Linked DNA regions of Homo sapiens: region 2 is linked to region 1. A link is a loop called in an ENCODE intact Hi-C map of the cell type or tissue named here. Cell type or tissue: GM12878. All regions are shown on one strand. Links, peaks and the distances in the headings refer to the core of each region. The heading gives the core; the rest is flanking DNA. Region 1 overlaps LOC102724081 (a long non-coding RNA gene). Region 2 overlaps LOC105373734 (a long non-coding RNA gene).

Evidence for each region. Hi-C counts contacts between places; a loop is a spot of excess contacts. Peaks named below come from ENCODE experiments on the same cell type or tissue, not always from the same donor. Only the 100,000 strongest peaks of a DNase experiment are listed, where the experiment ranks them.
Region 2: it touches region 1 in a loop (2.1-fold over the local background); 3 of 110 quality-filtered maps call a loop at or near these places.

Annotation. Positions count from the first base shown.
Region 1 is chr2:168,426,669-168,438,299 of GRCh38, reverse strand. It overlaps LOC102724081 (a long non-coding RNA gene), which reads left to right. Exons shown (of 4, transcript XR_002959433.2): 2 at 9,175-9,356; 3 at 9,756-10,826. Among named protein-coding and RNA genes, the nearest start is that of CERS6, 24 kb to the left of the region's middle. RefSeq lists enhancers at 5,271-5,360, 5,391-5,450. In GM12878, for the core only: no CTCF peak of the experiment used is centred there; a DNase peak (open chromatin) is centred at 5,299; H3K4me3 peaks cover 623 bases.
Region 2 is chr2:168,362,060-168,373,690 of GRCh38, reverse strand. All of the region lies in intron 2 of LOC105373734 (a long non-coding RNA gene), which reads left to right. Among named protein-coding and RNA genes, the nearest start is that of CERS6, 88 kb to the left of the region's middle. In GM12878, for the core only: no CTCF peak of the experiment used is centred there; no DNase peak of the experiment used is centred there.

The sequences.
Region 1 (11,631 bases), core at 2,189-10,188:
GAGAATGTAAGCACAGATCTCAGCCTTTTTCCCCACCGTTGGAGTATACCTAAGTAACGTGAGAGCCACATGAAAGCCAATGCCACTAAAAATCCAACCCAAGGAAACAAAATAGAGCACTGGAGGTGAAAGATGAGTCTGGCCCTCCCTTTGGGGTGCCCCAACCAGCTTGGAAGTATGCAAGGTGGATCCAAAAATCCTGTCCACTAGAGGGGTTACAGGAGCTACGTGGTATTGAAAACACCTAGATAATTCTGCCACTCCTCTGCACAAAAGCCTCTGAATGGCTCTCCCTGTCCACAGGACAAATCCAAACTCCTTTTGGACAAGCGGGGCCCACCACAACTGGCTTCCCTTCTCTCTTTCCTGATCCATCTTTTGAGGCTCTCACCCAAACCACCTAACTTTCTATCCATCTCCTGACAATTCAACCTTCTTCTCTCCATACCATGCATTTTAACAGACCATTTGTCTTCTTTTTTCTTAATATGATTTCTCCGTTTAGAATGTCTTTCCCTTTTTTCTTTTCTACCTATCAAAATTGTATTTATAAGTTATTTCCATTGCAAAAACCACATTCTAGAATTTCCCCTAGATCACATCAGGGTTAGAAGTAATCCCTCCCTACTTGGTGATCCCAGAGAACCCTAAGAGCCCTCCCTACCATGCATGTTGTCTTCTCTATTGAACCGCTGGCTTCCTCAAGCAGGAACAGGATCTTATTCCATTTCTATCATCCCAGGTCCTAGTGTGGATTTGTGCACACAGTGAGTGTTTAATAAAGTTTGGACTAATTGGATTTCTTAGGAAAACAACAGCTAACAGCTAATTTGAAGCTGGAGACAGTTGATATAAACTATAGAAGAGTTCAGGAGTCTATTAATAAATAGGGTCTATTAATAAATTGGGTCTATTAATAAATCCCAACTTCACGTCTTACAAGCTGTGTGGACTTGGACAACTCTCAACTGTCAACATCTTTAAACCTGAGTTTCCTTATCTGAAAAAAACGGCATCTTTTCATACACATGCCTAACGGTATCTACCTCATCTAGCTGTTGAAACTAGATGAAAGCATTTAGCACTGTGTTCAGCACTTAGAAAGAATTCAATGCATGTTACTTCTCTCCTCCTGCACCTTCTCCTTCTCCCTTTTCCCCTCCTCCTTCTCCTCCTCCTCATTATTACTATCACTACTATTACTAGTAGTATCCTAATCCCATGAGGGAAAGGCCAGCTGTGGAATGTAGAGTCTTCTGCTACCTCCCCCACAGCTGGGCTCCCATATTTGAGCTACATCTTAGCAAGAATTTTTCTTCTTGCAAAGAGTTCTGAAGCTGTGGCCTTGTTATCTCACTAAAGTAGAAAGAAGCCTGGGAAAACTTTTTTTTCACAGCTTTGAGCAGTGTACAAAAAGAGAATTTGTTTTTGAGTTAACTCCTCTTTTGTTTAGGGAAAACTACCTCACTGTTCTTTGAGACATCCAAATGAAAAGGAAACGTGCACCCATTGTTTTGGCAGCAAAGTGAGGTCACCTATAACCAGAAGACCCGTGTTTAACCCTGGAAGTCAGAGGTTATGTTTGGTACATAAGTTCTTGTGTTATGAGCTGAGCTTTCCCTGTAGACTTTGTTGCAGTTTTTTGGTGGAAAGGAAAAACATAAGTCTTCCTAACCCTTGTAGAAGTAAGTTTGGACACCCAGGCTGAATTATGGCCTGTCCTAGATAGCATAAGGATAGGATGGGGTGGATTCATTTGCGTTTTTTTTTTTTTTTTTTGAAACAGAGTCTTGCTCTGTCGCCCAGGCTGGAGTGCAGTGGCATGATCTCAGCTCACTGAAAGCTCCGCCTCCCGGGTTCACGCCATTCTCCTGCCTCAGCCTCCTGAGTACCTGGGACTACAGGCACCCGCCACCATGCCTGGCTAGTTTTTTGTATTTTTATTAGAGACAGGGTTTCACCGTGTTAGCCAGGATGGTCTCGATCTTCCAACCTCATGATCTGCCCACTTCGGCCTCCCAAAGTGCTGGGATTACAGGCGTGAGCCGCCGCATCCGGCAGCTGCTTTTTTTTTTTTTTTTTTTTTTTTTTTTAAAAAAAAGACAGAAATTAGCATCAGTGAAAGGAAATGAGAATGACGTGGAAATGAAATGGAAGGATCAGCTTCCATGGACCCTGTCATTCTCTGGGAAAGGCAATGCTACTTCTCTGCCTAGGTGACAAGACAAAGTGTGGTTTAGAGTTGGTATGTGTGTCTTTGTTCCTATCTTTGTGCAAAACCAGTTCTCCTCTGGCTCCCCCAGCTGCTCCTGTAGCGAGAAGACCCAGCTCCCTTGTCACTGATGATCTCAGAAGTCCCACCATTGGCAGAGGAAACAAAGTCAGGGTATCTGTCTCGCAAAGGACAGATAGGTTTGTAGGCACATAAGACACACCTCTTTAGGAGCTATAGAAATAGTGAGAAAGAAATTTTAGGGAAAACAGTAAGATCAAGGACTTGAATTATTAGAGGTTTCAGCTCTTGTAATTTGGACATTAAAATAATCGTGATCTTGTATTACCACCCCCACTCCAGGTTTATGAAGTCTGTGGCATACTTTCTATAATAGAAACTGAAATCTATTATTTTAAATTTATCATTTCTTTAAAAATTTAAAGCTGGAAAGAATTTGGGGTGGGATATAGTATAACACTGATTTTTTTTTAAAGCATGGATTCTGGAAACCAGTAGATTCCTATCTTGGCTTTTCTTTTTACCAGTTGCATAATCACAAGCAATTTATTTATACTCTTTAAGCCTCTGGTGTTTCATCTATAAAACACAAGTGTGTGGCAGTTTATATTTTCCAAAAGACAGCTGCACCAATATATATTTCGTGCCACATGCTAGTCTCATGAACTGATGTTGATATTCCTTCATCAAGAGATGGGGTCTGTATTCCTTTCCCTTGAATCTGGGCTGAACTTTGAAACTGGCTCAATAAAAGGATGTGGCAGAAGTGATGACTTCCAGCCAGGGCTTCTGCGTGGTACTTTCTCTCTCTCTCTCTCTCTCACACACACACACACACACTCACACACATTTGCCATTGAAACCCAGTCACTATGGTGTGAGGAAGCCCAGGCCACATGGAGAGGCCACATGTGGGTGTTCCAACTGATATCCCCACCTAGACCCATAGCTGATAGCCAGCGTCAACCACCAGACGTGAGTGAATGAGCCTTCAGAACTTTGCAGTCTTCAAGTTCTCCAGCTGAGCCAGACCTCATGGGGCAGAGATAAATTATACTTCTTATGTTTCATCTGAATTCCTGACTCACAGAAGCCGTAAGAGCTAATAAAGTAATAAATAAATTTATATTTAGTAAATAATTTAATAAATTAAACCATATCTAATGCATGGTGGTATTATGAGGATTGAACAAATAGTATATGTAAGTGCTCAGTAATGTTAGATATTATTATTATTATAAAGGCAGCTACTAAAGGTAAAACTTGGAGGTGAATGGGGGCTGTCAATATATACCCTTTTCTGGCTCTCTTAACAGATAACTGGGGAAAAGAGAAGTTGAAATGGAAGAGAAACCAAGTTAGTAGATAGTTGCCTGTGGGGTTTGTGCTTGAATCAACAGTCATGTGTAGACTTTGTTTTCACTCCTTTAGAAAAGGTCATCTTAAAGCTCCTGTAACCAGAACCTCAGGATAGAAGAGAGAATATATTTGTTTGGGGCCACTATCATGTCTGGGGGCCTCACAACTCTTAGCCCACCATCCGGTGGCATGCACCAGTCTTTAACAGAAGCTCACTTCTGTATGAAATTATAATGATCTCTCCAGTCAGTTACCCTCCAAGTAACCTATCGTGCTGATCTAATATTAGTTTCCTGGAATATTTCAGTAAGATATCAGCATGCCATAAAGCCCTTCTGTAAATCCATATGGCTTTAATGGGAACTTGGCCAAATGCCAGGGAACTTGGCCATATGCCAAGCTTGTCTTGTGTCACTTGGTAATTGCCACTCTGTCATCCTCAGAGTTTGGTCTAGTTTCCAGAGCCATCCATAATTTTGATGTGGATACATGTGGACCATTGAATATTTTGGGGAGGTTCACAGTGATTAAGGATTTCAATCAGAAAAGGAAAGATAATGGTCCATTTTTACTTCTAACCTTTTATTTCCACATGCAAAAAAAAAGGTTATCAAATGTTAGAAAGTCACTTATGGAACAAGGACAATGAAAATCAATTGGGAAGTATAGTTTTTTTCCTCTGCTTATGAATATGTACTGTGTAGAATCTGGGATTCATTCAGATTATAAGCCATTATTTTATAAGCAGTGATGTGAAAGGAGAGGAAAGGCTTTGGTGGTGGTGTCTCTGGCATGGTAGCTAAGGAAATGACTTTTAGGTTAGATGTCATTTTAACATCCCTTAAATCATCCTTTAACCTTGCTGACGTTCACATCCTAGTAAAATTAGATACCGCTTATTAAGTGCTTTTTCTTGTTCTAGGCACTGTACTAATTTATCATAAGAGTTGAGATGTCATCCAAAGCCTGCCTTGCCCACTACACAGCATTGCCTCTCTGCTGCTGGCTGAGATCCCTTCTCCACTCTGTGTGTCTAGAGGCTGCCACCATTCAATGCTTAGCTCCAGTGTCACCTCCTCTCAGATGGCTTTCTGTCCACCATGCCTCTCTGTGTCTGCCCTACCACATATACAGGACATACTCCCCCACTCCTCTCTAAACTTCTATAACAATGCTGCCTAATAGAAATAATGTGAGCCAAAGATGCAATTTTGAATTTCTAGTAGCCACGCAAAAAAAGTAAAATGAAACAGGTGAAATTAATTTTAATATATGCTTATTACTTAACCCAACATATCCAAAATATTATCACATTAACATGTAATCAGTATTTTAAAATTGAGATGCTTTGCATTTTTTTCAGTAAATCTTTGAAATCCAATGTGTATTTTACAATTAATGGTGCATCTCAATTCAGACCTCATTTCAAATGCTCAATAACCAATTAACTGGCAATTATTCTATTGGATGGAGCAGTTCTATAGCATTCAGCACGTGTTATTTCCATCTTATTTTATGTACGTTTCTCAAGAAATGGGGGAACTCTTCTATGTATTTCCCAACATTGCTAGAGTACTATGCCTAATAAATGCCTGAGTCAGTGTGAAAGTCAAGAAAACAAGTTATTGTGCCATGCTGAATTTCTAGAAGAGAAGTATCTCTACCACATCAAGGCACAGGTAGTTCTCACAAAACGAAAAGCATTTTTGCACAGCAGAGCCCGGGAAGCTGCAAGTTGCTCTGTGGGCTGAAAAACATCCTTGAGGTCAAAGTTATGAAACTGACAAGGACAAAAAAGAAAGACTGCACTGGGGGCTGTGAAAACAAGGAGACAGAGACAAAGCACCCGGCCACTTTCTTGGTTAGCATTTAAAAAATGAAAATGAGATGAACTGACAATGATGAGAGGGTACTCAGCTGCCTGAAAAGAACAGAGAAATAATTGACACTTCAATGTAAAAGGATTCTTTAAAGCTCTCCAGTGTGGCAGACAGTTGAATCACATCTTGAGCAAATATTTCCAGCATATAAAGGTGACATATTTGGAAAAAAAATACTATTCTTTTTGGTCAACTATTCCTTTTGGTCACTCAGATTATATCTGGTTGACTCAAAATAAAACAGGTAAAATCCATTTTTTAAAAGAAAAGTTATTAATGAATGTTCTAAAAAGTTGCCCATTATTTTCAGTTTTTTCTTTTTTGCAATGAGCAGCTGTTAAACTATGAGAATCCAGCTTCAGAGTATATTTATTGTATTGTTTGCAAATTTGTATTAAACATTGCCCTGGAGACTACGAAAATTAGTAACATATCCTAAAATACTTTTTGTGGGACTTCACTGTTCACTTTTATATGCATTATCTCATCTTGATTAAAATCTCCAGAACATTTTATGTCACTCCCATAGATCTTCTGTCAAGGATTCTTGAGTTGATAAAATCAAAATTGCAGACTGTTGATTTGAAACTCATGTTAATTTATACAGTTTCAAAATGATGAAAACTCAGTCTTCTTTAAAACCATAGCTCCCCTTTTCTATACATACATCTTTTAGTACACACCGGTCGATTCAATGTGGAAAATCCTCAGATGCTGGCTTTGCATGCTGAGATAATAGGGTTTTGAAAGGGCATTTGACTAACGCACTTTGATTTCCAGCAAAAACATGTAGTACGAAGATTGTCACCAGCCAAGGACCACTAGTAAAATATGATAAGGTTCAGTTTGTTTGTTTGTTTTTTAAAGTCAAGGAGCATTCTAACCCTAAAATGTCATCCTCAGAATGACTGTCATTCAAGAGGAGGCCTGAAACCAGTAAGAAAGCCTTTAGGCACTGTTGTCTGGGCACTGAGGCTCCATCTGCAATCTGCACATGAGCTGGCTGAGGACACCTTGTCCTGGGGAGTCTTTTTGTGTTCTCACCATCAGGCCAAGTAGCTCACACTGCCCAAAAGTTCACCAACTGTAATTTGATGATTGGTAACTGAAAAAATAGAGTATGATGGTACTTCTTTTCTCTTTTTCAAATCTTGTGCTAATTTATATTTAAATCCTTCTAAGTATTCAGAGAGATAAAGCAAAGCTTTCTTCCCTCACATGGCCATTTAGAGCAGAGTGTGGATTGCCTCACTATATGCTTTTTACACCCAATAAAGCTTAGAGAGAAACTGAGTTCCCAGGAGCCTGAGAGTTGATAGTTTTAAAACCCCTCTCATCAGCATTTGAAAGGTGCCATTGAATTTTCAATCAATATTAACCCAAGATGTTATGGTTGTGAGAATAGAGTCATTTTCTGAGGGCATTTATGTATATAACTAACAGGAAGGAAAGTATGTTATCTTAAAAAATTGAATGACGTTGAAAATTCCACACTGATGGATCTTTAGTAACAAACAGGTTTGGGAGGGGATAGGCTGAAAGACTGTGGGAAAATAAGAGAAGGCTTTAGGGTCATGGTCATGGTACTTGTTCATTTTTATAACAAGTAATTTAGACTGTCACCATGACTATCTTGAAATAAAATTTAAATGAACTTAAAAAATTGAATATACTTTCCTAATGGTAATATAAAGGAGAAATAAAAGGGAAGCAATTTGAGGAATACATAAAAATATGTCTACCATATACAAGTGTTTGGCCAGGAGGACACTACAAAATACACAATGAAGGAGTAAGATGCTTGTGGGACTCACAGAATCTGGAAAATGAAGAGGGTAACACTCAAGCTCTGAACCTCAGGTGTTGCCTTGACAACACCACATGCACTGTTGCCATCTTTAAAGATGTGACATCTCTAAATAGCAAAGACCCTTGAGGGAGTTCCAAACCAAATGCAGTCTTCCCTCAAAAAGTCCCAAATATTTTGTCTTTGTATGTAAAACAGAGTCAGATTCTAGACTCAGATAATTATAAACAGTGTTTTTTTTAACCTGGGGACATTTGAAAACGACAGGAGATGACAGATAATTTTTCATTGTGTGTGGCTGTCCTGTACATTGCAGGAAAACTAGTATCTCTGCTCTCTCCCAAATGTCAGCATTGACTCCCAAACATTGCAACATCCAAAAATATTGCTATAAATTCCTCTGTGGGCACGACCTAGGAAGAAAGAAGGCCCACTAACCACGGCTGGAGGCAAGTTTCTAAAAAGACAAGCAGTAAGAAATTCCCAGAGTGGTCTTGTATTGCATTTTAAGCAGTTACTATGCTGAAATCTCCTATTTTTGGCCCTAAACCTTCAGCAAAGCTGGAGAATCAGTCTTGGGGATAAGTAGCCATAAGTAATGCCCCATATCATACCATGAAGTTTGGTGAAGACTTCGCCACTCCTACCACAGAGCACAGACCAATCAGTGTGCCTAGTTGCCACTACTGCTAGACTTTCTGCCGTCATTGACTCAGGAAACCAAACGCAGCTCCACAGGCATCACCCTCAACTGCCTCAGGACTGCTGGGTCTCTGCTTCTCCACATCCCTGGCGTCCACAACCAAGTGGGGTGAATGCATCTGATTGGCTCAGCTTCTGTCACGTGCCCTTGTCTTAACTGCAGGGGAGGCTGGGAAAATGTTCAAGCTTCTTCAGCTTCCATAGGCAGGTTCTGCTTCCCTCAAACTTAGGAAAGGGCTTCAGATGTGGAGCAGCCTAAAAGAATGACACATGCCCACTCTAATTAGCTGGCCAAATTAGTTCTACAGAAGAGAAGTACCTTGGGATTTCGGAGCAGAAAGTGATGATTCTGAGGAGGCTTTAGAGGAGGGGAGATTTGATCAAGTCTTGAAGGATGAGAAAGTTGGTAGGGTTGTAGGTAGGGATAGGAGAAGGATTTCGAGAGACACATATGGAATGACAATATTAAGAATGCTGAACTGGGGAAAACAAATGCAAGGTTAGGAATCCAAGTTCACCAGAGCTGAAAGGTCAAGGGGAGTCGGTGAAAGACAAGACTGGAAAGGGCAGGAACAGCACTGGGGAGTTACGGAGGGTTTGACGACAGTGCTAGGAGGTAGCTCTGAGCTGCTTGACAGGGGTATTTGCATATCTTTCGTATTCACTTGCACTGCTTTATCAAAAAATAATGTCCTTGGCAATTTGAATCCCAGTCTTTAAGATAACACATCTGTGTTTATGAATTACCAGGAGTCTTTTTGTTTTTTGTTTGTTGCTTTTGTTGCTGCTTGTTTTTGTATTCTTTCTGGTAATGGGACTAACTCCTTTTTACTTTGAATTTGTATTACACTGTATCCACAGAGAAATTTCACAAGTGTCTTTTACATTATTTTAACAATCACCCCCCCACCACCTACAACTTTAAATTAAATATCATGATCCATTATTTCCAGCACTTGTTGCCCACCTAACATGTACCAGACTCCTTATTTAATGCTTTCACCAGGATATTTAATTTCATCTTAAAATTATCCTTTAAATACAAAGACATAGGATCTGAGAGAGTAAGTAATTTGCCCAATGGCACCCAGTTAGGAAGTGGTGGGATAGGGGTTCTAACTCAGTTCTGCCTAATCTAATTCCTGATTGTTTCTCCCAATCAGAATGCAGTCTGAAATGATGCTCTTTTTTAGCGCTGTGCTAGCAGGAAGGTCTGTGAAGTTTGCAATAAAGCCATTATGAAGTCAAGAATGGAGGTTCCATTTTTAAAGAACTCAGAGGGGGTAGATCTTGATTGACATCTCATCTGGGGTCACCTGGTCTTCAACTGAGAGATCTTTTGGTTCGCCACGGATGCCCCTTGCAGTTATGGAAGGTAAGTATAGTCTTTAAGCCATTTTTGCTTGGTTGTCCCAACAACCCTGCCTTGAAGTGATATAAACTACCTTCCTTGGAACAACCTTGGTGGTACCAGGTACTCAGGTGCTGCCTATTTGGTGCACCCTTGTGCAGTAAAGTTACACCTGAAGGAATCTACTGCACTCTTGCCTCATCTTCTGAACCAAGGGCTCCAAGTCCTCTAGAGTAGTAAGACAAACCAACATCCGTGGACTAGAGGTTATGATGGAGAAACAAGGGTAAGTGGAGTCCAATAATAACAAGCTATTTTTGTGTCCGCTTCATCCTCACCCCACCAAAGCTTGAGCAGAAACTTTATGATGTGGTCCATTCAGTTTAACCTCTAACATTTGCTTTCCCTTTTTTTTTTCTCTAGTTCACTCTTTGAGAGAGAGATAAATAAACATTAAAATGTAAAGAAAAAAAAAATCAGCAATGGAAGGAAAAAGGAACAAAAAGCAATCCATTGGCGTCAAGCTTGACTGGACCACTCCACTGCTCTGCTGCCGTTAGTGAACCTGACCCTGCAGCAGGAGTCACAGACTCACCACTCACCTCAAGTCCTCACTCCCTGGACCCTCAATCTACACATCACTTTGTCTTTTATTTCCCTGAGAAATACAGGCCATCAGTTTGCAGATCCCTCCTTTCCCCTTACCCTGCAAATCTCCATCTATTTGGAAAAGTGTGCCTCCTACATTCCAAAGCTAACCCCTCCTCCTCTGCCACTAATATCAGCCCTACCTGCCTTCTTCTGTAACTTGCTCCATTAATTCCCTCCCCTCTCCCCCAGGTCTCCCTGCCTATGAACATATTCAAGGACATCATATCTTAAAAACAAACAAATATCAGGCACAATGGCTCACACCTGTAATCCCAGCACTTTGAGAGGTCAAGGCAGGAGAATCACTTGAATCCAGGGGTTCAAGACCAGCCTGGGAAACATAGGGAGACCCTATCTCTACAAAAAATATTTTTTAAAAAAATTAGCCAGGTGTGGTGGTGTGCACCTGTAGTCCCAACTACTCAGAAGGCTGGGGTGGGAGAAATATTTCAGCCCAGGACGTCACTGTGCACAATTGCTTTACTTTTTTTTCCCTTGGTATAGACTTGTTGAAGAGTAAGCCTTCATGTACTGTTTCCTCACTTTACATTCACTCTCAACTGGAGACAATATAGAGTCTTCGCAGATGCAGCTTTCTCCAGACCAACAATGTGGTTAGACATCTGGTTTTTCATTGTTGTTGTTTGATTTCTCTGACTAGCTTCCCTGACCAGAGGTCGTTTTGAGTTTCCTTCTCTGGAATTTGACCACTGAGCAGAGACACATAGGAGAGAAGACGTGAATGCTGAGTCATCAATCAGCATCACTGGGAAGAAAAAGCCTCTCAGTTTCTTCTGCTGGGACTCCCAGAGCTGGAGTATTTTCTGCTCTTCCTAAGGCCTGGTAATTCAGCTCTTTGTGAGACTGTGAGCTTTACCATACCCTTCCAGTAGCAACCTTCTTCTTTTTTAAGTTCATTGCGGGGAATAGGGAGTGATGGCTGATGGACATAGGGTTTCTTTTTGGGGTGACAAAAATCTTCTAAAATTAAGTGGTGGTGATGGTTGCACAATTTTGAATATACTAAAAACCGTGAATTCTAAAGTTTAAACAGGTGAATTCTGTGCTATATAAATTGTATCTCAATGAAATTACTAATATTCTAAAGCCTCCCAAGTGACTTAGATGTTCGGTGAGTGTTGAAAGCCAGTTATTTATCACATCCTTAAGTCCTGCTACCTTTCTCTCACTCTCTAAGTTCAGTTTCCTCTTTGGTTTGACTTGGACCAATCTGCAACAACTCTTGATGTTTCTTGTAAATTCTATGACTAACTCCCAGAGCTTCTCCTGTCTATCTGATACGCATTTAGCTTCTCCTTTCAGGCCTCAAACAGCATGTTTAGAACAGAACTGATCTTCTTCTCCCCAACCTGCTTTACCTTTTCTATTTCTCACTCAGTTACTGGCACAAACTTCTCCATATATGTTTAAGAAGACCTCTACTTTGACTTTCCCTGCTCCTTCTAACTTACATCCAATTAATCAAAACGTTGTATCAGTTTTATTTCTGAAACAATCTCTCCCATCTTCCTTATCTCTTCATTCCACTGCCAGGTCTGAGTCCACCCTTTACTATTTTCTGTTGGATTAAGGCAAACCTCCTGTAAAGAGCTGCCCTGTCTCCTGCAGTCTCATCCTCCAGTACCCC
Region 2 (11,631 bases), core at 1,882-9,881, 64 kb after region 1:
TCTGTGTCTTTTGATTGGAGAATTTAGTCCATTTACATTCAATGTTATTATTGATAGGTAAGAACTTGCCCCTGCCATGTTTTATTAGTTGTCTTGTTGTTTTGTGGTCTTCTCTTCCTTCTTTCCTTCCTTCCTGTCTTCTTTTCAGTGAAAATGATTTTCTCTCTTGGTATGATTTAATTTATTGCTTTTTATTTTTTTGTACCCATTTTATGTTTTTTGATTTGAGGTTACCACAAGGCTTGCAGATACTATCTTATAACCCATTATAAGCCGATACAACAACTTAACACTGTGCATAAACAAACAAGGAAAAAGAAATCTAATAAAAACTCTGCACCTTAACTTTGTCCTCCAACTTTTATTAAACTTTTTGTTATTTCTATTGCTATCTTATTTTACTATCCATATCTTGATAAGTTGTTGTAGTTACTACTTTTGATTATATCATCATTTAGTCTTTCTACTTAAGATAAGCTTACACAGCACAGTTACAGTGTTATAATATTCTGTGATTTTCTGTGTTCTTACTATTACCAGTGAGTTTTGCACCTTCAGATGATTTCTTATCGCTCATTAATGTCCTTTTCTTTCTGATTCAAGTACTCCCTATAGCATTTCCTGTAGGACAGCTCTGATGTTGATAAAATCCCTCAGCTTTTGTTTATGTGGTAAGGTCTTTAACTCTCCTTCATGTTTGAAGGATATTTTCACCAAATATATTATTATAGGGTGAATTTTTTTTTTCCTTCAGCTTTTAAATATGTTATGCCACTCTCTCCTGTCCTGTAAAGTTTCCACTGAAAAGTCTGGGGCCAGATGTATTAGAGCTCCATTGTATGTAATTTCTTTTCTTTTGCTGCTTTTAGCATCCTTTATCTTTTACCTTTGGGAGTTTGATTATTAAATATCTTAAGGTAATCTTTTTTGGGTTAAATCTGCTTGGTATTCTATAACCTCCTTGTACTTTGATATTGATATCTTTCTCTAGATTCGGGAAGTTCTCTGATATTATGTCTTTGAATAAACTTTCTACCCCATCTCTCTATCTCCTCTTTAAAGCCAAAAACTCTTAGATTTGCCCTTTAGAAGCTGTTTTCTAGATCTTGTAGGCATGCTTTATTGTTTTTCACTCTTTTTTCTTTTGTCTCCTCTGATCGTGTATTTTCAAATAGCCTGTCTTCAAGTTCACTAATTCTTTCTTCTGCTTGATCAATTCTGCTATTAGAAGACTCTGATGCACTCTTCAGTATGTCAATTGCATTCTTCAACTCCATAATTTCTGCATCATTCTTTTAAATGATGTCAATCACTTTGTTAAGTTTATCTCACAGAATTCTGAATTTCCTTGTCTGTGTTACCTTGAATTTGAGTTTCCTCAAAACACTTATTTTGAATTCTCTGCCTGAAAGGTCGCATATCTCTGTTTCTCCAGGATTAGTCCCTGGTGTCTTATTTAGTTCATTTGGTAAGGTCATGATTTCCTGGGTTGTCTTGATCCTTATAGATGTTTGTCTGTGCCTGGGCATTGAAGAGTTCGATATTTATTGTAGTCTTCACAGCCTGGGCTTGTTTGTGTCTGCCTTTCTTGAGAAGGCTTTCCACAGCTTGAAAGATATTGTGATCTAAGCCATATCTGCACTTGAGAGCACCCCAAGCTCAATAATGCTGTGGTTCTTGCAGACTCCTTAAGGTACTACCTTGATCATCTTGGATAAAATCCAGAAAAATGTTCTGAATTATCAGGCAGAGACTCTTGTTCTCTTTCCTTACTTTCTACCAAACAAACAGTCTCTCTTCCTCTGTTCTGGAGTTGGGGGTGGGGTGACACAGGCACACCTGCAGCCACTACCACTGGGACTGTGCTGGGTGAGACCCGAAGCCAGCAGAGTACTAGGTCTTGCCCAAAGTGCACTGTAACCACTTCCTGGCTACTGCCTATTTTCTCTCAAGGCCCTGAGGCTCTACAATTAGCAGATGACAAGCCAGCCAAGCTTGAGTCTCTCTCTTAAGGGTGGCAAGTTCCCTTAGGCCCCAGGTAGGTCCAGAGGTGCCGTCAGAGAGCCAGGGACTGGAGTAAAAAGGCTTAGAAGTCTACCTGGTGTTCCATTGTATGGTGGCTAAGCTGGCACTCAAATCATGAGGAAGAACTTTTTGTTCTTCCTTCTGCTTTTCACAGGCAGAGGAGCTTCACCCCACGGCCATCACCACCACAGGCCCACGAGAGTACTACCAGGCTACTGCAGATGGTCCTTTTAGGCCCAAGGGCTCTTCAGTCAATTTATGTTGAATGCTGCCTGGGACTCACCCTTCAGGGCAATGGGCTCCCCTCTGTACCACACACAGCAGATACAGAAATGCTGTCCAAGAGCCCAAGGCCTGGAACTGGGGACCCCCAAGGAGCTGTTTGGTGCTCTGTCCCACTGTGGCTGACCTGGTACCTGATTTTTGGTTCTTACGAAGGTAGTTTTTTGTGTAGATCGTTGTTAAATTGGTGTCCTTGTGGCAGGGGCATGATTGGTGAAGCCTTCTATTCTGCCATCTTGCTCTACCTCTCTCTCAGGAGATAATTTTTGTTTTTCGTAAGCTGTGTGTTTCCTAATGCTGCTGTAAAATTTGCCACAACTTTAGTGGCTTTAAACAATACAAACATATTCCCTTATGATTCTGGAGTTCAGAAGTCCAAAATGAGTCTTATTGGGTTAAAATCAAGGTGTTGTCAGGTTTGTGTTTCTCCTAGAAGCTGCAGGGGAAACTCTGCTTCCTTGCCTTGTCTAGCCTCTAGAGGCCACCTGTAATCCTAGAATCATGACCCCTTACTCCCTCTTCAGAATGCATGACTCCAACCTCTGCTTCTGTCATCACCTCCCTTTTTCTGACTTGGATCTTCTTGCCTCTCTATTTCAGTAACCCTTGACATTACACTGGGCTCACCTGGATGATGGAGGATAATCTCCCCATCTCATGACTCTTAATTTAATAATATCTACAAAGTCCTTTTTTCCATGAAAGGTAATATATTCACAGATTCTAGAGATTGGCACATAGCCATCTTTGGAAGTCCATTGTTCTGTCTACCACACTATCTGAAAAACAACGTTATTAAGAATATAATTTTTCTAGTGGAAGTCCTTGTTATTCTTTTTTATTTTTGAGATGGAGTCTCACTCTGTTGCCCAGGCTGGAGTGCAGTGGTGTGGTCTCAGCTCACTACAACCTCTGCCTCCCAGGTTTAAGCAATTCTCCTGCCTCAGTCTCCTGAGTAGTTGGGACTACAGGCACCTGCCACCACATCTGGCTAATTTTTTGTATTTTTAGTAGACACGGGTTTCACCATGTTGACCAGGTTGGTCTCGAACTCCTGACCTTGTGATCTGCCCACCTCAACCTCCCAAAGCGCTGGGATTACAGGCGTGAGCCACCATGCCCGGCTGAAGTTCTTGTTCTTAATAGTTTAATAGTTTATTTATAGGCAGAAATAATTCCCACAAAGGTTCAGACAGAGTGCAATGTTTAAGCCAAGTAGATTAGATTATTAGATGATTACTTTTTGTTGCCTTTTTTTTTTTTAAAACAAAAACAATGTTTATTTCAAATCCAAGCTAATTTTGGAGATAAGTGAATTTGTAGTCCTCTGTATCTCCTTTCTTTTCACCACCATGGCTTTTTTCTACAATAGTTACATTTTTTTTTATTTGACAAAATGTTGTTCGATACAGTTATGGTTAACATTTAACCCATTTTCTCACTTGTTAAAAATAGACACTATGCTAAGTGTAGCTAAACATATGACAACAAAGCCCATTAAAAATAAATAACAAAGTTGATAACTTTTTAATGATAATTTACCAAATTTTAGTATGTGCATTAAATTAAAACAAGAAAAAGCTGAGAAACTATAGCAGATTGGAGGATTCAAAGGAGACATGATGACTAAATGCAATGTGGTAACCTGAATGGGATCCTGGAACAGACATAGATGGAAAAAGTAGTAAAATCTGAATAAACTCTGTAGTCTAATTTAAAAAAAAATTAATGTTTGCATTAAATATACATGGCTTTTGATGCCTTTAAACCTTGACACCAATGATAAATAAAAGGATGATTTCTACTTCAAGTGTGTCTTGTATTTGAAAACAAATTCATGATCAATGGATTTTTGTTCAACTACCTGTAAATGTTAATTGTCAGGAAATTTTTCCTGCACTGTGAAAGGATCCTCAGTTTTTGTTGAAATAATATTAAATCTACTTGCCCTGATTTGTAAAATACTTCACAGAAAAATACTGATGATAACCTCTAGAGTCAGAGATGCTATCTACAAGGATGAATGTGATTAACAGGCCTGGGAAATCACCCAGCTAGGAAAAAAAAAAAAAAAGACAACATAGCATTCATTTGTCAACCCACCTTAAAAGCAAATGACAGGAGCAATTTCTCTTACTCTTTTACTAGGCCAACATGAATTCATGCTCATTAGCGGGTTGAGTGTGCAATGCCTTGCAGGTGCTCTTTTGTAATACAGGAATATTAATTAAGTCTTTGCACAATATCCAGTCACTAATTACTATTTAGCTCCACTGGTTCATATCTCAGAGTCTGTGTGTTACTGTTTTCTGGGTTCAGCCAGCCTCCTTTGCTTGGCAGTATTTCGCATTTGCCTTCACCTTGTGTGTTTCTAACCATTTCTCTTGTGTGGATTATTTTTCAAACTTCACAAAATGTTAGCTGTATAGTGGGTATTATTTTGAGTACATTGAAAACCTGTTAAAAATTCTCTCTCCACCTCCTCCCACCGCCTACCGTTTTCATGTTGTTCCCAATGATATCTCGCCAACATTTTAGTTTCCTGGGAAACTTTATGAAGACCCTTTTCTGAACTATATAATCTGGGCAGAAATAATCATAATGTTAGTAGGTGGGTCTGCTTATCTTAGAAAGAAATGTAGGGAATGGTTTAATCCACAGGAGAGAATGTACTTGTACAAAAGATTTCTAATTAGAACATTTTCCTTCCAATGGTAGAGTAGTTAGAGGGGTCAGGTATATATAGAAGTGTAATTCCTTGAAGATTATTGCTTCATAGTTTAGGCTATCCCTGTGTACTCTAAGCAACTAACCAACTGGAATGATTTCAGAGCTCTGAAAAGCTACTGGCCCCATATATTTTTCTGACTCAGGTTTAGAAGAACTGCTTCTTACGGGCTTTCTGGTAAAGATGTTGTTTTTGGACCACTAGCACATTTAGTGGTACTAGTTAAACCTATTACCATTCATGGTTATCAGATAAAGAGTAGCTCATAAGGGAATGAGAACTCATGACAGGTTATTTTTTGATGGAAAGGACCTATTGGGGGAAGTAATAGAGAAAACTCCAGAAAATTCCCAGGGGTCAGCAGAGTGCAATCAGGTAATCTGGTCGTTCGAAGTTCCTTTTAAAAAAGGGGGATGCAGGAAAGTTTTAGAAAATGCTGCACAGTTTCCCATATAAATATATGTATGCATCATCTTACAAGGGTTCTTATTAAGTATTTATTTGCTTATGGTCCTATTAAATCATTTGGTGTCAGTGACCTAAAGAAGTTTTTCACATTTTTATTTTAGTGGTCAAAATCTTTTAAATTAAAAGTTGAAGAGATTCCCAGTGTGCAAAGCAATTGAAAACAGCTCTTCTGATGGAAGAGGGTTGGAATATCAGACTATTACACCTCCCCACAGCACTCAGCCTCTCCCTTGCAACCCAAAAATCCCTGAGGCGGCTTCCTGATTAAGTGCTATTAAAGTAACAAACATCCTTTGAAATGATTCAGTGTATTCAATAGATTCATGACTGGAACTACCATTTTGGAAAGAAAAATCGCTCTTCATTAAAGTTGGCAAAGATGAGAAATTGCTGATAGACCCACAACATTAATTTATTCACTCATCTATTATTGCAAAAATATTGATAACTTGCTATATGCCAGACACTTGACAAGCCCTGGAGATACAACGTGACCAACTAGACATGGTCCCTGCCTTGTGGAATTTACATTCTAATTAGGAATCAGCTATGTGCAGCCACATGCATTGTTTGAAGGGATCCTTTACACAAGTTGTTCTCCCTGTATCCAACCACGCTTTACTCAAAGCAAATTTTTCCACAGATAATATTTTAGATGTGTCTTATGATAACTTGCTCATGCTGTACAAAGTTCAAACAGCTACCTAGGTAGGGGGAAAGACAGCATTTGAGAATATCATTTGCAATATGTTGAAAGATTGCCAAAGCACGGCCCAATCTCAAAGCACATTATGATTCTGTGGTCAAAATGTTCATGATTAAAGGGAGTTTTCCATTCATCCTACTTAATATTTCTCAGTTCAGTTCATCTATGAAGTTCTTTGGGACATTTAAAATTTATTCTCTGAATGAACTCAAGCCACCTCAACAGCTGTTTTCTTTTAAGTCTTTCTCTTCTCTGTCACCAACAATCATAGAAAAGTGGAGACCCAGGTTTCCGTACACTATGATCTCAGGATGCTGTACCAGGCAGGCACACTGGCTTTCATCATCGCTGCTGTGTGTGCTCCCAGGGTCTGCTCCAGGAAGACTCTCCTGCTCTAGGAAGGTCCAAGCACTGCATCTTTCTAGAGTTGCCAGAGTCAGTATTTTATGTCATGCCATTCCTCCTCGCCATGGACTCTCCAAACCCACACATTGCATCTTTTGTTTCAAAAATGTTCCTTAATTTTTCTTTTCTTTTTTGAGAAAAGGCCTCACTGTGCTACCCAGGCTGGAGTGCAGTGATGCAATCATGGGTCACTCCAGCCTTGACTTCCCAGGCTCAGGTGATCCTCCTAACTCAGCCTCCTGAGTAGCTGGGACTACAGCTGTGTGCCACCATGCCTGGCTAATTTTTGTATTTTGTGTAGAGACAGGGTTTTACCATGTTGCCTAGGCTGGTCTGGCATTCCTGGACTCAAGCAACCTGCCTGCCTCGGCCTCCCAAAGTCCTGAGATTACAGGTGTGAGCCCCATGCCAGGCCCTGAATTTTATTTTGATAATCTCTGAGATTGCTAGAACCACTGGAAAGTGCAGCACCACAGAGCCAGAAAATCAGTGGCATGATACCAACTAATGTGTAAATAACACTAGTTTACAATTAGTTATCCACGATTAACATGATTTTCACGGCAACACAGTGAGGAAGACATTCTCGTGATTCCCATCTGACAGATGGAGAAACCGAGCTTCAAAGATGTGAAGGATGTTTAAAGTCAGATTTAACTGGGCCTAAACTCCAAAGCTGGTTTTCTGATATCAGAACCTAGTTGGATTGGTGCACATGCCTGTATTTCTGGACATTTGGGATCATCCCAGGCCTCAGGCTTCCATACTTTCCTACTTTGACACTCCTGAGAAATCTCATCCGAAAGAAACTTCAATCTTGGCTCTTAAAAGAGAGGGTAGGGTAATAAGAATAATTAGAAGAGTAATTAGAATTGCGCCATAAGAAAGAGACAGAGTGGTCTGTTCACACCAATGGCTGGCTGACTTGAACTGTAGAGTGGCACTGCTGCTTACTGCCCCTGTGCAAGGACACGCTCTGCCTCCCCTGCCTCCTACAGCACGTGTCAGCTGCACAGACCTTCTTTCTGTTGCTGCAGCACACGAAAGCTCTCTCCCACCTGGGGGTCTTTACACGGCTGTGCCCTCTGCATCCCGGGACCTTCTTGCCAGCTCATTCCCATTATTCCTGGTCCCATTCAGATGCCAGCTCCTCAGGATGCCTCTTCTGCTCACTCTTTATAGCCCAGCCCATTACACTCTGTCCTGTCACCTTTGTTTATTCTCCTCAAACTACTTACTGTCTTTAAAATTAGCTTATTACTTTTTTTAGAATATACCATCTTAAGTATTTTAAGAGTACAGTTTAGGCCAGTGGTAGCTCACACCTGTAATCCCAGCATTTTGGGAGGTCAAAGCAGGTGGAATGCTTGAGCCCAGGAGTTCAAGACCAGCCTGAGCAACATGGCAAGAGCCCATCTATACAAAAAATAAAATTTTAATTAGCCAGGCACAGTGGCATGCACCTGTGAGCCCAGCTGTTCAGGAGGCTAAGGTAGCTGAGGTAGGAGGACGGCTTGCACCTAGGAGGTTGAGGCTGCAGTCAGCCATGATTGTGCCTCTGCACCCCAGTCTGAGCAACAGAGTGAGACCTTGTCTCTGAAAGAAAAACTGAGTGTACGGTTCAGTGGCAATAAGTACATTCACATTGTTACGCAACCATCACCACCATCCATCTCGAGAACTCTTCATCTTGCAAAACTGTGTGCCCGTTAAACAAAAACTCCCCATTTCCCAATCCTTCTAGCCCCTAGCAACCACTCCTATACTTTTTGTCTTTATGGATTTGGCTGCTCTAGGTACCTCATGTAAGTGGAATCATGTGATATTTTTCTTTTTGTGACTGGCTTACTTCACTTAGCATGATGTCCTTGAGGTGCACCATGTTGCAGCAGGTGCCAGAATTGCCTTCAAGACTGGATTGTGTTCCATGGTATGTATGCACCACATTTTGTTCATCCATTCACCCGCCAATAAACATTTGGGCTGCTTTCACCTTTGGCTATTGTGAATAATGCTGCCATAAACATAGGTGTACAAATATCCCTTTGAGGCTCTACTTTCAATTCTTTTGAGTATATACTCAGACGTTGAATTGTTGGATCATATGGTAATTCTATTTTTAATGTTTTGAGGAGCCTTCACACTACTGCAGCATTTTACATTCCCATCAGTGCATTACGGTTTTGATTTCTCCACATCCTTCTCAACATTTATTTAGTTCTGTTTTTTTTTTAATAGTAGCCATCCTGATGAGTGTGAGGTGGTGAAATTAGCTTCTCATCTACTTGTTTATCAACTATTTCTATTTACTAGAATAATAACTAGGAGAGCATTATTTATTCAACAGTGTTTGGCATGTAGATGATCAATAAATATTTTTTGACAGAACATAGGATGATCAGCATACTTTTTCATTTAATTTTTAAATGAAAATTTAAAATTTATATATATACGTGTGTGTATATATGTATGTTTATGTGTGTATATGTATATATATGTGTATATATATATATGTGTATATATATATGTGTATATATATGTGTATATATATACATATGTATATATGGAGAGAGAGAGAGAGAAAGAGTAAGGTTTACTTGACAGGTAAGTCTCTCTCCCCTTGCCCCCAGCTACCTAATTTATTTCTTCAGAAGCAACAACTTTTACTAATGTCTCATGTATCCTTCTAGAAGTGTCTTATAATTATAGTCATGTACACTCTTTTTTTCATACAAATGGTAGCTTACTGATTTATGAGCAAAATGTGGATTAGGAGCCAGACTAATGGGCTAATTCTAGGGACACAGGCCAGAGTTCAGTCCTCAAAGTAAGAAGGGAAACCAGTAGATCAGAGTCAGGAAGGTGAAATTGCACCAAGGCTCAGGATTAGAGGCCAGAACAGGCAGTTGTTCCCAGGCAGAAAGGAAGATTCTTGCATGTGTCACATACATCCCTGCCTGCAACTGGCAAAGTCTTCTCTCTGTCCCTTGTGTACCAATTTACTTCTAGATGTCTCCCCTACCTGCCAGAGAGCAAGCTCACATGGTAGGATGTGCTGTGAGCACATGGTGACTTTGGTGGAGGAGTCTGAGGTCATGGCACAATGTTGAAGTGGAATTATCCAGTGATGGGGATGGAAGTGGTGACAGTGAGTCTTGACTAGAGTTAATGACTTGGGTGTCATCTATACAGAGGGGGTGGGTGCTAAAGTTTATGGGCAACAGTGAGCCTTCTAAAATTAAGTGTGATCTGGGCATGGTGGTTCATGCCTGTAATCCCAGTGCTTTGGGAGGCCGAGGCGGGAGAATCACTTGAGGCCAGGGGTTTGAGACCATCACTGGGAACATAGTGAGACCCTGTCTTTACAAAAAAAAATAAAATAAAATAAACCAAAAATGAATAAATAAATAAAGTGTGTTAAGAGAGAAGAGCAACAGGCAAAGACTGCACCCTGCCAATGACCACTGAAATCAGGAAGTGAAAGAGAAATTGTTGAAGAAAGAGGAATAATCCTTATCACCCTCTTGGCATGGGCACAATGGTGATGTTTCTTCATTTAAGAATCTCTAAGTTCACTCTGAATCACATGAGATTTCCTTTTAAGTATTTCCAGTAATTTATTCGTTAATTTATTTGCACGGAAACCAAATGCTTTCCTGGAAAATTGGTCTGTAAAAATATGTCACTCTTCAGGACAGTTGATCCCACAATGTGCTAATGAGGAGCAAGAAAGAAGTAGTGTGCCCTCTCCACAAATTGTATTCTTAACATGTTCACCTGCCCAAGTACTTGCCATATTTCCATTTTTTTCAGTCTTTCTTTTATTCTTCAACCTATTTTAAAATATGACCTTTCTCTTAGGACTTAACTACTCTTTTTTTAACCTAAACCAAGATTTGCCCTATCCTCTGCATTGCAATGTCATTTTTATCTCTGTAGGTGGGAAAAATCAACTCTCTAGGATGTTCAATTAAGTTTTTCTTGGTTTGCCTATAAAAGCTATTTGAGGGTTTCTCTTAGGAACACCATCCACAGTAGCTTGCTTATACCTTAGAATAAAACCTCTGAGCTTTCAAACTTCTCTTTCCCCTCTGCTCTCCTGTTTCTTTCGGCCCCAAATATGCAATACCGCCTTCTGAAAAGCAGGCAAGTCTCTCATGTGACACCTTCAAATAATGCAAGAAGTGATCTTTTGCCCTAAAAGAATAAAGGGAATTCTGATTCTTTTTGCTGTTTTACAATGAAATTTCACCCTTTGCTTTCTATTTATGGCTTACCAAGTCTCAATGCTATATTGTTCTTTGAGAGAGAGCAAGAAGGTAATTCTGAATCCTAGTAAGCCCACATAGCACATATTCGGCCTGCAAACTCAAGTTCTAGGATCTAAAACCCATTAAACATAAGTCTGTGACATACAGAGAAAAGAACAATAGCAAAAAAAAGGAGCCCAATTATTCTCAAGAAAATACAGCTAGGGGAAGAGTTTTCAAAAATAGTTAAGTTTTCATATGCATCTATACCATCTTATTTTTATTCAATTTGCTCTTATTGACTATTTATCATGTGCTAGGTACTTTGTTAATGCTGGACATATAGAAATAAATAAGTTTCATAGAATCCACCTGGTTAAATAAAGAAAATGAGCTTGACCTTTCCACGGAGTAAAGTATGTGTGATACTATTGGTGTTACGGAGTCCCAAAAGGATAGAACTGTCAAGCGGAATGGGGCATTAGAAGGGAAATCTAGGTCAGAAAATCAATCTAATGGAAGAAGTATGTCAAGAAGGTATAAAACTCTGTGTAAAATTCAGAAGGACATTGTGGCAAGGTTATATTTAGTAATGGAGGGCTGGCAATTCATACTTCTGCTAGAAGTGCCATTCTTCCCACAGGGGAGTATCTATTAAATCCTTGGCTTAGTTTATTGACAATTTGTCCTCCATTAAAGTAGGGAAAACAGTGAGAAAAACAGCTATGCCAAACATGGTTCTGGCCAGCATAAAAGACTGGCTGGGG